Regions from separate parts of the Homo sapiens genome. Here all the other regions are linked to region 4. A link is a contact called in ENCODE Hi-C or POLR2A ChIA-PET data. All regions are on one chromosome and are shown on one strand. The core of a region is the stretch at or near the end of the contact, and the rest is flanking DNA. Distances in the headings are between cores, read along the strand shown. Region 1 holds the start of MAML1 (mastermind like transcriptional coactivator 1). Region 2 holds the start of SQSTM1 (sequestosome 1). Region 3 holds the start of CNOT6 (CCR4-NOT transcription complex subunit 6). Region 4 holds the start of ZNF354A (zinc finger protein 354A).

The links. Hi-C counts contacts between places; a loop is a spot of excess contacts on that map. ChIA-PET counts read pairs that join two places held with the same protein, here RNA polymerase II (POLR2A). Pooled maps may share reads with other maps.
Region 1: a loop to region 4 is called in a pooled map, with 23 times the contacts of the local background. The contact joins the promoter of MAML1 here to the promoter of ZNF354A in region 4. A Hi-C loop is called at or near these places in 3 of 37 single-sample maps with no recorded cell type and 12 of 50 pooled maps. POLR2A ChIA-PET finds 5 or more read pairs at or near these places in 1 of 52 experiments (WTC11).
Region 2: a map with no recorded cell type shows a loop between it and region 4 (26-fold over the local background). The contact joins the promoter of SQSTM1 here to the promoter of ZNF354A in region 4. A Hi-C loop is called at or near these places in 1 of 37 single-sample maps with no recorded cell type and 6 of 50 pooled maps. POLR2A ChIA-PET finds 5 or more read pairs at or near these places in 1 of 52 experiments (activated naive CD4-positive, alpha-beta T cell).
Region 3: a map with no recorded cell type shows a loop between it and region 4 (13-fold over the local background). The contact joins the promoter of CNOT6 here to the promoter of ZNF354A in region 4. A Hi-C loop is called at or near these places in 2 of 37 single-sample maps with no recorded cell type and 7 of 50 pooled maps. POLR2A ChIA-PET finds 5 or more read pairs at or near these places in 1 of 52 experiments (GM12878).

Annotation. Positions count from the first base shown.
Region 1 is chr5:179,731,558-179,734,416 of GRCh38, reverse strand. It overlaps MAML1 (mastermind like transcriptional coactivator 1), which reads right to left and starts at 1,595. Exons shown (of 5, transcript NM_014757.5): 1 at 990-1,595. The coding sequence starts at 1,304. It overlaps CANX (calnexin), which reads right to left. Exons shown (of 15, transcript NM_001746.4): 15 at 2,776-2,859. RefSeq lists silencers at 1,003-1,062, 1,303-1,502 and enhancers at 691-1,191, 1,953-2,052.
Region 2 is chr5:179,819,556-179,822,255 of GRCh38, reverse strand. It overlaps SQSTM1 (sequestosome 1), which reads right to left and starts at 1,351. Exons shown (of 8, transcript NM_003900.5): 1 at 1,115-1,351. The coding sequence starts at 1,319. RefSeq lists silencers at 737-916, 927-1,186, 1,297-1,546 and enhancers at 1,140-1,849, 2,457-2,616, 2,370-2,700.
Region 3 is chr5:180,492,967-180,495,666 of GRCh38, reverse strand. It overlaps CNOT6 (CCR4-NOT transcription complex subunit 6), which reads right to left and starts at 1,288. Exons shown (of 12, transcript NM_001370472.1): 1 at 904-1,288. RefSeq lists silencers at 519-778, 809-908, 1,079-1,218, 1,349-1,548.
Region 4 is chr5:178,729,322-178,732,021 of GRCh38, reverse strand. ZNF354A (zinc finger protein 354A) reads left to right here and starts at 1,363. Exons shown (of 5, transcript NM_005649.3): 1 at 1,363-1,466. RefSeq lists silencers at 1,184-1,523, 1,594-1,823.

The DNA of each region.
Region 1 (2,859 bases), core at 346-2,845, 1.0 Mb before region 4:
GCCAAACTAAAGACTTTGAACTTCATCCTTTCAAGCAAGAGAAGGATTTCCAGCATTTCGAGAATAAGGGAGAAAGAAACTAAATGCCTACAGACTGGTTAGTTAGCTAGGGACAGGCACTGCAATAGCCCAGGTGAGAGATAATAAAGGTATGAATTTAAAAATACACATAACAAATTAGATTTTAACATTGGTTTTAAACTAAAATCCCCAAGAAAACCACTGAAAAACCTTGTCTCTTTTGTAAATCTGTTTCAGGAAGAAAAACCTCTAACCAACAAATTTCAGGAACATTTACTGAGAGCCCAAAGGGAGTAATAATTGACCAACAATCTAACATCATCAGAGATTTTAAACAGGCCTGATAAATTAAAACTAGAATTGTCAACAATATTGCAGGAATCTCAAGTTCACAAAGTTCAGGCTACCTAAACAAGGAATACTTATATGCAACTCATTGAACATTTTACTAAGTTTTCCAAAAATTTCTTGATTTTCCATTCAGAGGAGTTTCAGTTGGTCAACCAAAGGCCGACTTATTTCCACATGAAAGCCCTGATCCTGCTCACAGCACAGGATCTTGTAAAGGGCAAGGACCCAATAAACATTTGCAGAATAAATGAGGCCAGGCCTACGGTGCAGGAACTCCCTCCATCACAGGCGACTCGAATGCTAGTCTATTTCGAATAAAGATCTCAACATCCCGGAATCAAGTCTGGAAGAAAAACCCTCCGGTTAGCGTTCGCCAGCCTTCCCAGGTCGGGCCTCCTGCAAGGCCCTCAAGGCGCTGTTTTCCCAAAGTAACGCCACCGTGCCACTTCCCAAAGATGACAACCTCTCAGCTCCCTGCCATGTTACCCTCTCTCCAGCCAGATCCAGGAGTCGCGGACGCCTGGGGAAGTCTCCCAGCGGCCCGATCCGCGTCAGAGGAAGCGTTTTCGGGAGAGGGGGCTGCCGCCACGACAAGCGCCTTCCCGCGCCCTACTCACCGTGGCCGGGCGGCCGTGCTCGGGGCCGTCAGCGGCGTCCAGGCGCGGGGCCGGGGCGGCGGGCGCCGGGGCCGTGGCGGCGGGCGGCTGCCTGTGCTTCCCGGCGCGCTTGGCCTTGGCCTGGATGCAGCGCTGGTGCAGGGCGAAGGTGTGTTGGCGCTCCAGCTCCAGGCGCTCGGGCGACACGGCCTCGTAGCGGGCCTCGCAGGTGCTGTGGTGGCGCCGGCACAGCTCGATGCGCCGGCGAAGGCGCTCCATGACCGCGCTGTGCCGCGGCAGCGCGAACTCCGCCATGGGGCAGGTGGGCAGCACCATGGGCCGCGGGCTGCACGGGCCGGGCCCGGGGCCGGGCCTCTCGGGGCCGGCTGGCACTGCGGGCTTCGCTCCCCGCGGCTACCCCTCTCCGCCTCACGGCCGCGCCATGCCCCCGAGGGCAGCGGAGCGGGCTCGCGCGCGGCGGCGGGTTTTCCTCCTGCCCCGCTCGGCCCGACCCCCAGCCGGCGCTTGCTGCCTACCTCAAGCCTCGGCCTCTCCCCACCGCCCCGGCCCCATTGTTTTCCGCGCTACCGCCGCGGCCGCCATCTTAAAATTGTTTTCGGGCCTCTCGGAAGAAGGCGGGGCCTCGGTAAGAGACCTTGTGCATCACGACTGATGAGCAGGGGCCCTGGCCAATCAGAGAAGGAAGAACCGGCCGCCCGAGGGCGTGGGGACGAGCACGCAAGAGGCGCGCTCGGGCGCCAGAGCGGTATTTAAAAGGAATTCTCAAGCGAAGGGCGGAGGGAAGCCCCTGGGCGGGCCTTAATCCTGGGGGCGGAGCTAAGCGTGACTGACAGGAGCCCGTCCAAGAGGCGGCTATTGGTTTCCTGCACAGCACCCGCTGAAGGCAGGCCCTTCCGGCTACCCCGAGAAAAGGGGAATCTGGCAGGCGAGTGCGGCGCAGCTGGCCAGTCCCTGTCGCCCGCCTGGCAGTACAGAGACCTTTTTTTTAAATTATTTTTTAAATTTCGACTTTGATAAACTCTAAGTAGCCACGCTATTTTAATGTCAGCCGTTTTACTTTGACCTTATTCCTTGTATCCAGCCCCATAATTGGTCAGAATCGTCTAGTGAGCTGGTAGTTTCCTCTTGCAACATTCCGAATCACTGGTAGTTTCCACCTATTTGTAAAAGCCCGAGCAAGTTTCAAAAGTGCAGTATTACTCACTACTTAAAAAAAAAGTCCAGAAGATGTGAGCAAAAGCATGCAAGAGTGCAGCTCCATTAGAGGGAACTGGAAATGCAAAGGACGACGTTTCACCACAACCACCGCCTTCCAGGCTCAAGCGATTCTCCTGCCTCAGCCTCTCCAGTAGCTGGGATTACAGGCATGCGCCACCACGCGCGGCTAATTTTGTATTTTTAGTAGAGACGGGGTGTCTCCATGTCGGTCAGGCTGGTCTCCCACTCCTGACCTCAGGTGATCCGCCCACCTCGGCCTGCCAAAGTACCGCGATTACAGGCGTGAGCCGCCGCGCCGGACCAAAAACAGTCCTTTAGGTAAAACTGAGTTACTCAACAAAACCAAACCAAGACAAATTATGCCCCATTATTAAAACTAATAGGCAAAGGGGAGTAGAGGGACTGGAGCAATCAAACAGTGTTAGTACTAAAACTAGATAGTGTGATGCCAAAGGATATCAGGAACTCTAGATATGGGCACTCTAATTGCTAAAAGGTTAAGCAGGAGGTGGCAGGAGGCTGCACATTGAGATACACCATCAGTAGTTCAAACATTCGTTACTCTAGCTTTTTACTAGGGCTCATGAGGTTTTATTTTAAAATCAAGAGAAAACAACAATCAAATATGTCTTCATACAAACGCAGCAGAAAA
Region 2 (2,700 bases), core at 102-2,601, 1.1 Mb before region 4:
GATATGTGCCACAACACTGAACACATTACACTAAGTGAAAGAAACCACTTGCAAGACTACATTGTCTGATTCTATTTACATGAAATGTCCAGGATTGCAAGATGAATAGATACAGAAAGGAGGTTGCTGGGGGCATGTGGATAAGAGGGTGATAAAAGGTATGTATGGCGTTTATAAGGTGATGAAAAGCTCTCACACTGAATATGGTCCACAAACCTATGAAAATAGTGAAAACCACTGACTTGTACACTAAATGGGTGAACCCTTATTTCAGTTACAGCTCAATAACATCACAATTTTTTTTTTTTTAAGAATAGGAGAGGGCCTGGTATGCTGGCAGCGCTCCAGAGGGAGGTCCTAGCACTGCACCCTCCCAGGGGCCGGCCTTGGCCACCTCCCGCCCTCCTGGCCACAACCACCTCCCTAACCCCACCCCCAGCAGCCACTGGTCACACCAGCGCAGCAGGAAACAGGGCTTCTGTGCCAACACCAACACTTCTGAAGAACGTTCTCGTCCACTTGCCAATGGGAAAACATCTGTACTCGACCTGGCTCGGAGCGTTCCGCCGGCGATCCGTGCCCTTCTCCCAGGCGCTGTCGCGGCGCTCGCGAGTCCCCCGCACCCCCGCGCTTGTTTACCCGCGTCACTCCCTCCCCTCGCCGGCGCTCGCCCGGCTCCTCCAGGGCATTATCTGAACCCACCACCTGGCGCAGCAAGGTGTCAGTGTAACCCGAGTGCCCGCCTGACCACCCAGTGCCCGCGGAGAGCCAGAGCGTTCGCCCCGGCGCGTCCTTGCCAAAATCCCCAACAGCGCGGGGGGTGGAGCGGGGCGTCTGACGCCCCCAGGCTCGAGCCCCCGGCCGGCAGGGCTCCACCGCCCCAGGGGGCCGACGCTGAGCAGCGGGTCCCGGCCTTGGTCACCACTCCAGTCACCAGGCCGGCTCCCATGGCCGAACTGGGGACCCATGCAGGCCACCGCCATCCAGGGAGCAGCCAGCGCAGACCCCCTCACGGCCCGCCAGGCGTCGCCGAGAAGGGAGGGGGCAGCCACCCCGCGGCAGGAGGCCGTGTCCGGCCTGCGTCACCGCCCCCGCCGCTCCCCGGCCCGCTCACCGCGGTAGTGCGCCTGGAAGCCGCCAGGCCGCAGCGCGGGGAACAGGGCGGCCACCCGGCTCAGCAGCCGCTCGCAGGGTCCCGGACCCGCCGCAGCCTCGGCTTCCGCCTCAGGCTCGGGGCTGCAGCAGAAGCTGAAGCGGCGAATCTCGCGCGCCGCGTCCTCCTTGCCCAGAAGGTAGGCCTTCACGGTGAGCGACGCCATAGCGAGCGGCGAGCTGGCGGAAAACGGGCCGTCCCGGTCGCAGCCGCCGCGCGGCTTTTGTAGCGAACGCGGAGGCCCCGCCCCGCCTCGAGAGGGGCGGAGTCTCTCGCGCCCTCCCCGCCCCCGCCACCGTCGTCGCGGCGCGAGAGCCGCCCTGCAGAGGCCCCTTCACTACTCTCCCCTTCCCCGCTACCCCTCGCTCCAGGTCTCCCGGCCCCCTCATTGCTGACCCCTCTCTTCATTGCCCCGGTGCACCAAGGACCCCAGGAAACCGGCCCTGGCACTCATACAGGCCTGGGCTCCAGCCTCTGCACCTGGGATCAGGGTACTGGCGGGGGTCCAGCCCCTCGCCCCTCCCAGGCTTGGGCCTGGCCATGACTCAGCAATATCCTCAGTTGGGGGTACCCAGTGCAGGGAGAGGGGGACACAGCCCCCATATCAGGAGGCTGCTAGGTCGCCCAGTGGGCACTGCTGGCCAGAACAAGCTGGCTCTCAGGTTGCTGTTCCGACCCTGCCATGGTCAGCCTGCCGCGGTGGCAGCCCTCTTACAGCGCATGGCATCCTCGGTGATGGGCAGCGCATAGCATACTCGGTGACGGACCCCGACTCTGGCCTGAGCACCAGAGAAGTTCCCAGTTTAGTAGGAGTGGAGTTGAGAGGTGCTGGAGGACCAGCTAAGGTCTCCTGAGTGTCAGTGGTCGCCAAGTGTTCACTGTGGTCCAAGTGACTCCTTATGGGCTCCTCAATTCAGCAGGTAATGCCCATGGCCCTGTGGGGGCTCAGGCCCGTTGGCCTTGTGGGCAGCCAAGGGGGTCAGCCAACAGCCTCCTCAGCTAGGAAGGAAGAAACACTGCTTTATGCCACCAGAGTAACCTGTCCGCCAGAACTGGGGCAAGGAGAGGGGCAGGACGAGTGGTCACCCTCTGGAGCCTCCCAGGCAAGGTCCTGTGAGTAGGAGGTCAGAACCTGCTGGGTCCAACTCATGCCATTTCAGCCCAGGGCTTGCAGGAGCTGGAGAAACCTCCCAGGGGAGGAAACCCAGAGGGAGGCAAGAGTGGCTGGATGGGGCCAGTCAGGTGCGAAGGTGATGTGTGGGTGTGCGCACAGCAGGGGCTGGTCCACAGGTGTGAATGATCCTTCCCGGAGGGCTCCGAAGTGGGCAAGGCTTCCACCCTGCCCAGAGCAGCCCTGTGGAGAGGGTTCAGGCCTCTCCCTGCATCCGGCGGTGGAGAGTGGAAAATGCCCCAGGGCCTGCTGGAGCCACTGCCTTGCAGACAGGGGCAGGGGACACAGAGGGGCGTGCTGGCAGAGGCTGTGGCCTACAGACAGGTGCTGGCCAAGCGTGACTCAGCAGCCCAGGCGCCTGAGAGCCACGTGGCCC
Region 3 (2,700 bases), core at 39-2,538, 1.8 Mb before region 4:
AATGAGACAATCCACCTGGAAAACAGGTAAGTATGGGAACTCAAATTGAAGCAGATTATCTAAAACACATCAGCTTACACAGTAACAACAAATCCAAAGAGCTCGAGCGAGATGACCATTCACAACGCTGTCAATGGCAACAACAGTTAAAAACAGAAGGCCACAGGTGTTGGTTAGCAGGCTCTTCGGGGAAGGTGAAGGAGGTAAAGAATCAAAGGAAGTTTCCAAAGAAAATAGCGATTAGTGCTGAAAAACAAAAAGGAGGGATGCAATTTGGGTTACCAGAGAAAACTGCTTGTAGAAACCAGTACAATCTCCGAATCCTTCGCAATACTATAAAATAAGCATCCTCATTGCATGCCAAGTGCTTCTTTAACCTGTAATCCACCCCGTCCTCTCCCTCAAAATCTGCGTTAAACTGAATTTTAAAAACATTTTAGGGGAGGGGGTAAGCAGTTGGTTTCCCGCTTGACAGTAATTGTGGCCACGGAGCGCGAAGCTCCACACTCCACACAGCGCGCCACCCACAGAGGCGCTTCTCAAAAGTTGCCACCCATCTTGGCCACGAGTCCCGGGACACGGACTCGCCTCCTCCGACGACGGCAGCCGGGACCGGCCGGGATCCGGGAGCCCAGCGCCGACCCTCTCCCCTCTGCGCGCCGCCGCCGCCGCCGTCAATCAACGCCCCCCTCCCAGGGACTCGGCCCGGGGGCGCGGCCCGGGGCGGGGCGCGATCGCGGCGCGTCGAAGGGGCCCCCAACAGCCGCCAGCTTGCGGAGCAGCGGGACCGCCGCCCACGAAACGAAAGTTGCCCGCGACCGAGCCCGGCCGACGGGGGGCGGTCCGTGCGCGGCCGGAGAGAGGAGCGGCGCCCCGACCGGGCCTCCGGCCTGCCTCGCTCACCTCTCGGGGTGCGCCGCCTTCCTCCGCCGCTGCCGCCTCCTCCTCCCTGTGAGTGCAGCGGGGTCTGCCCTGTGGAACCACCATACCAGTCCCGCCCGCTGCTGCAGCGCCGCCACCGCCGCCGCTCCTCTGCCGCCTTAGTCGCTGCTCTTTGTTCCCCCTCCGAGAGCCACTGCTTCGGCTGCCCGCCTCAGCCGCCCCGACGGGCCGCCACTACGCCCTCCCGCCCTCTCGGCCCCCGGCCTCGCCCTCCTCGCTGCGCCCGCCGCTGCCTTCGCCTCCGCGCCGCCGTCGCCGCCGCCACCGACGCCGCCGCCTCCTCCTCCGCGCCCCCCTCGTTTTCATTGAAAGCAAACAAGCATCATGGCGGCGGCCGCCGTCCCTCAGCCAGCGAGCGCCCGGACCGCCGCCGGCGCTCCAACATCCTGGCCGCTCATTGGGCGCCGTCGCCGGGCACAACCATCCGCCCTTCGGTGCGGGGGTCGCTCCCGGCACGCAGCTGCCCAGGCCCCGCCCCCTTACCCCCGCGCTGGAGAGCGGTGGACCGGCCCGGCGCGCTGCGGGCCCTGCCTCCCTGCCTGCCGCCCTCCATCCCTTCCTCTCCGTCCATCCTTCGTCTCCTTCTGTTCCCGCTCTCCTCGCTCCTTTCCTGCCTTGGCACTTCTGTTTTCTCCTCTCCTTAGCGCTCCTCCATTTTTCATCTACTTCTTTTTCCGCCCCAGGTTGTCCACTTTTTTTTTGTTTTTTGAGACGGTGTCTTGCTCTTTCACCCAGGCCAGAGTGCAGTGGGGCGATCTTGGCTCACTGCAAGCTCCGCCTCCCGGGTTCACACCATTCTCCTGCCTCAGCCTCCCGAGTAGCTGGGACTACAGGCGCCCGCCACCGCGCCCGGCTCATTTTTTGTATTTTTAGTAGAGACGGGGTTTCACCGTGTTAGCCAGGATGGTCTCCATCTCCTGACCTCGTGATCCGCCCACCTCCGCCTCCCAAAGTGCTGGGATGGCAGGCGTGAGCCACCGCGCCCGGCTGGGTTGTCCACTTTTATCTCCTCTTTTCCTTGATCGTCCTCCCCTTTTTTTCTCCTCTTCCTTTTCCTTAAGCCTTCGCCTGTCAATCACGTCGAAACACAGTATTTGACCGGAGCCAGTATCTTGATCTGCCTAAAGACAAGACATTCAATCGTGAACAGTCGAATATTATTCCTTCCTCAATTATACAAAGAAGAGTAAGTTAACATACCACTTCAGCCTATTAATGGTAATTCATTCCATTACATTAATGGACAGTTTTGGTGCTGGGGTCCTAGCCTGGGTAACGGACAGCAGCTGCTGTGCTCCAAGATCAAAAGGTGTTCAGGGCAAACTCTGGTGTTTGAAGGTCAGCAGAGAAATGACTGGGCTGATTCATGATGCTTACATCAAGAAATATTAGTTGACTGATGGTCAGGGCACAGAGATGAATCAGACCCCACCCAGCCCTGAGTAAGCTCACAGTCTAGGGGCAAGAATAACACCCAACAGACTTAATATTGGAGGTATATTGGTCGGGCGCGGTGGCTCACGCCTGTAATCCCAGCACTTTGGGAGGCCGAGGGGGGCAGATCACCTGAGGTCCGGAGTTGGAAAACAGCCTGACCAACATGGCGAAACTTCGTCCCTACTAAAAGTACAAAAAATTAGCCAGGTCTGGTGGCTTGCACCTGTAATCCCAGCTACTCGGGAGGCTGAGGCAGGCAGGAGAATCATTTGAACCTGGGAGGCGGAGGTTGTAGTAAGCGGAGATCGCACCATTGCACTC
Region 4 (2,700 bases), core at 114-2,613:
TGTTAGCAAAGGTTTCTGTATGTTGGTGCTGGAAGTATTGCTAATGATACAGCCAATTTTGCAAGCCTGGAAATTGTTTTCTCTCTTAAAAGCATTCATGTCATACATGCATATGGTAAAGCAAAATGTTGAAAAGTATATCAAGGTGTTAAATAGCAAGTGCAAGTATTATTCCAGCTCCCAGTACCCTCCTCAGAGGCAACTACTTTTTTTTTTTTTTTTTGAGATGGAGTCTCGCTCTGTCGCCCAGGCTGGAGTGCAGTGGCGCAATCTTGGCTTACTGTAACTTCCGTCTCCCGGTTCAAGCAATTCTCTGCCTCAGCCTCCTGAGTTGCTGGGACTACAGGCGCCCGCTACCACGCCCAGCTAATTTTTGTATTTTTAGTAGAGACGGGGTTTCACCATCTCGGCCAGGCTGGTCTTGAACTAACGTCGTGATCAACCCGCCTCGGCCTCCCAAAGTGCTGGGATTACAGACATGAGCCACCGCCCCCAGCCAATTAAACGTTTTTTTTAAAAAAATAAATGCAATGGAATGCAATGAAGCTATCAAAAATGCCACTGAGGGAGAATATTTATTGACAAATTCAAATGTTCAAGGCATATTCTTAAGTAGGGAAGCGCCAAACTTTCTAAATGGAGCCGGTGTTCTTTTTGTAACTGAGAAGATTTAGTTTAAAAAAAATATATATATATATACACACACACACACACACATATACATACATACATCCGTTGGCTTCACAGTAGCTGGCACCTCCCTCCCCTTTGCTTCAGGCACTTCCTGGGAGTCCTCGTCCATTCTCACCTCAGCGACGAAACCCCTCCACATACCCTGTTTCTCCTCACATTTATCCCCGAAAATGTTATATAATTATGTGTATGGCTTATTGTCTGCTCCCTACCCCCCAAAAAAATGTTCTCCAGGGCAGTGACGTTTCTTTCATTGATTGATACATGTGAAACCACTTGCAACCGTGCTTGGCACACAGCAGGTGCTCAGTGCCCCTCTGGTGAATAACTGAGGGGCACTAGGTCTGTTCTGGGCCGTTTTCCTGCCGCCCACGCCCTCCCTCCCGAAATTCCCACAGACACAGAGTTGCAAGTTACTGCCCTCAGCGAACCTCCCCTTATCTTCCCTATAACCAGGAACCTGGGGCCCTCCAGCTCACAGGGGCCCTCTTGTGGCATGTGGGCGCGTAACAGCTCAGCCGGGACCCCGCCTCAAACGCATGGAACTACACTTCCCCGAATGCAGGTGTCCTCTCGTGGACTCCATTTCCCAGCGGCCTCAGCGGCTGCCCCGCCCCTCCTGGTCCCCGGCGCGCCGCGGGGTGAGCGGCGCCGGGCCTGAGGTCGCCCAGACGCCGTCGGGGCGGAGCCGGGTCGCGAGGCTGCATCCCGGCCGGCGGTTCCGGAGCCTCGCGGCTGGGGAGGCGCGGCCCGGGACGCTCGAGCTTAGGGAGGTGAGCGTCGGCGGCAGGCCAAGCCGGTAGGAGGCGGCGCCCGGCACGGGGACTGCCTGCGGCTGCCGAGGCTCCGAAAGCCTTTGTGGGCGCTGGCGGGCACCCCCGCGTCTGTCACCGGCCCCCGCGCCGGGATCTGGACTCTCGCCCCCCCGCGGGGCGCTCCCTCGCCGTTGCTGGTGCACCCGCGTCCGGCTCGCCGTGGACGCCGGGCCTGGCGTTTCCTCCCGGGCCCGTCCTGCCCACTCCATGTGGGCCTCGCGGACTCGGGGCACCGGGACCCCGAGGGCAGGGCGGACGCAGCCGGGCCCCGGTTTCCGAGTCCGTCCCCAGGACGGCCACCCCTCCCGCCTCGGGACACCCAGCGCTTTCCTCTTCAGAGCTGGTGTTTGGCCGGGCGCGGTGGCTCACGCCTGTAATCCCAGCACTTTGGGAGGCCGAAGCGGGTGGATCACGAGGTCAGGAGATCGAGACCATCCTGACTAACACGGTGAAACCCCGTCTCTACTAAAAATACAAAAAAAATTAGCCGGGCGTAGTGGCGGGCGCCTGTAGTCCCAGCTACTTGTGAGGCCGAGGCAGGAGAATGGCGTGAACCCAGGAGGCGGAGCTTGCAGTGAGCCGAGATCAAGCCCTGCACTCCAGCCTGAGCGACAGAGCGAGACTCCGTCTCAAAAAAGAAACATCGTGTTAGAAATGGGATACATGGGGTCGGGCGTGGTGGCTCACGCCTGTAATCCTAGATTTTTGGGATGCCAAGGCGGGCAGATCACCTGAGATCAGGAGTTCGAGACCAGCCTGGGCAACACGGTGAAACCTCGTCTCTACTAAAAATACAAAAATGAGCCGGGCGCCTGTAGTCCCAGCTACTCGGGAGGCTGAGGCAGGAGAATGGCTTGAACCCGGGAGGCAGAGCTTGCAGTGAGCCGAGATCCTGCCACTGCGCTACTGCACTCCAGTCTGGCCAACAGAGCGAGACTCCGCCTCAAAAAAAAAAAAGCCGTTTTCCGTGGAGTCGGGAGATGATTCGTTGGCGGGAGAGAGAGGAACCGGCTGGGAAAGGCTTGAGGCGGAGGGAAGTCGTCCCGGGGCCGTCGTGGTGGGAGTCCCGGCCCGCCTCGCAGCGGCGTGAACGGGGCAGGTGCCCCGGCGCTGCCTCAGTTTCCTGAGCGGTGCAGTGGGTGCTGGCAGTGCCAGCTGGCGCCGAGGAACTCAGCGGCGTGGGGCGAGCCCT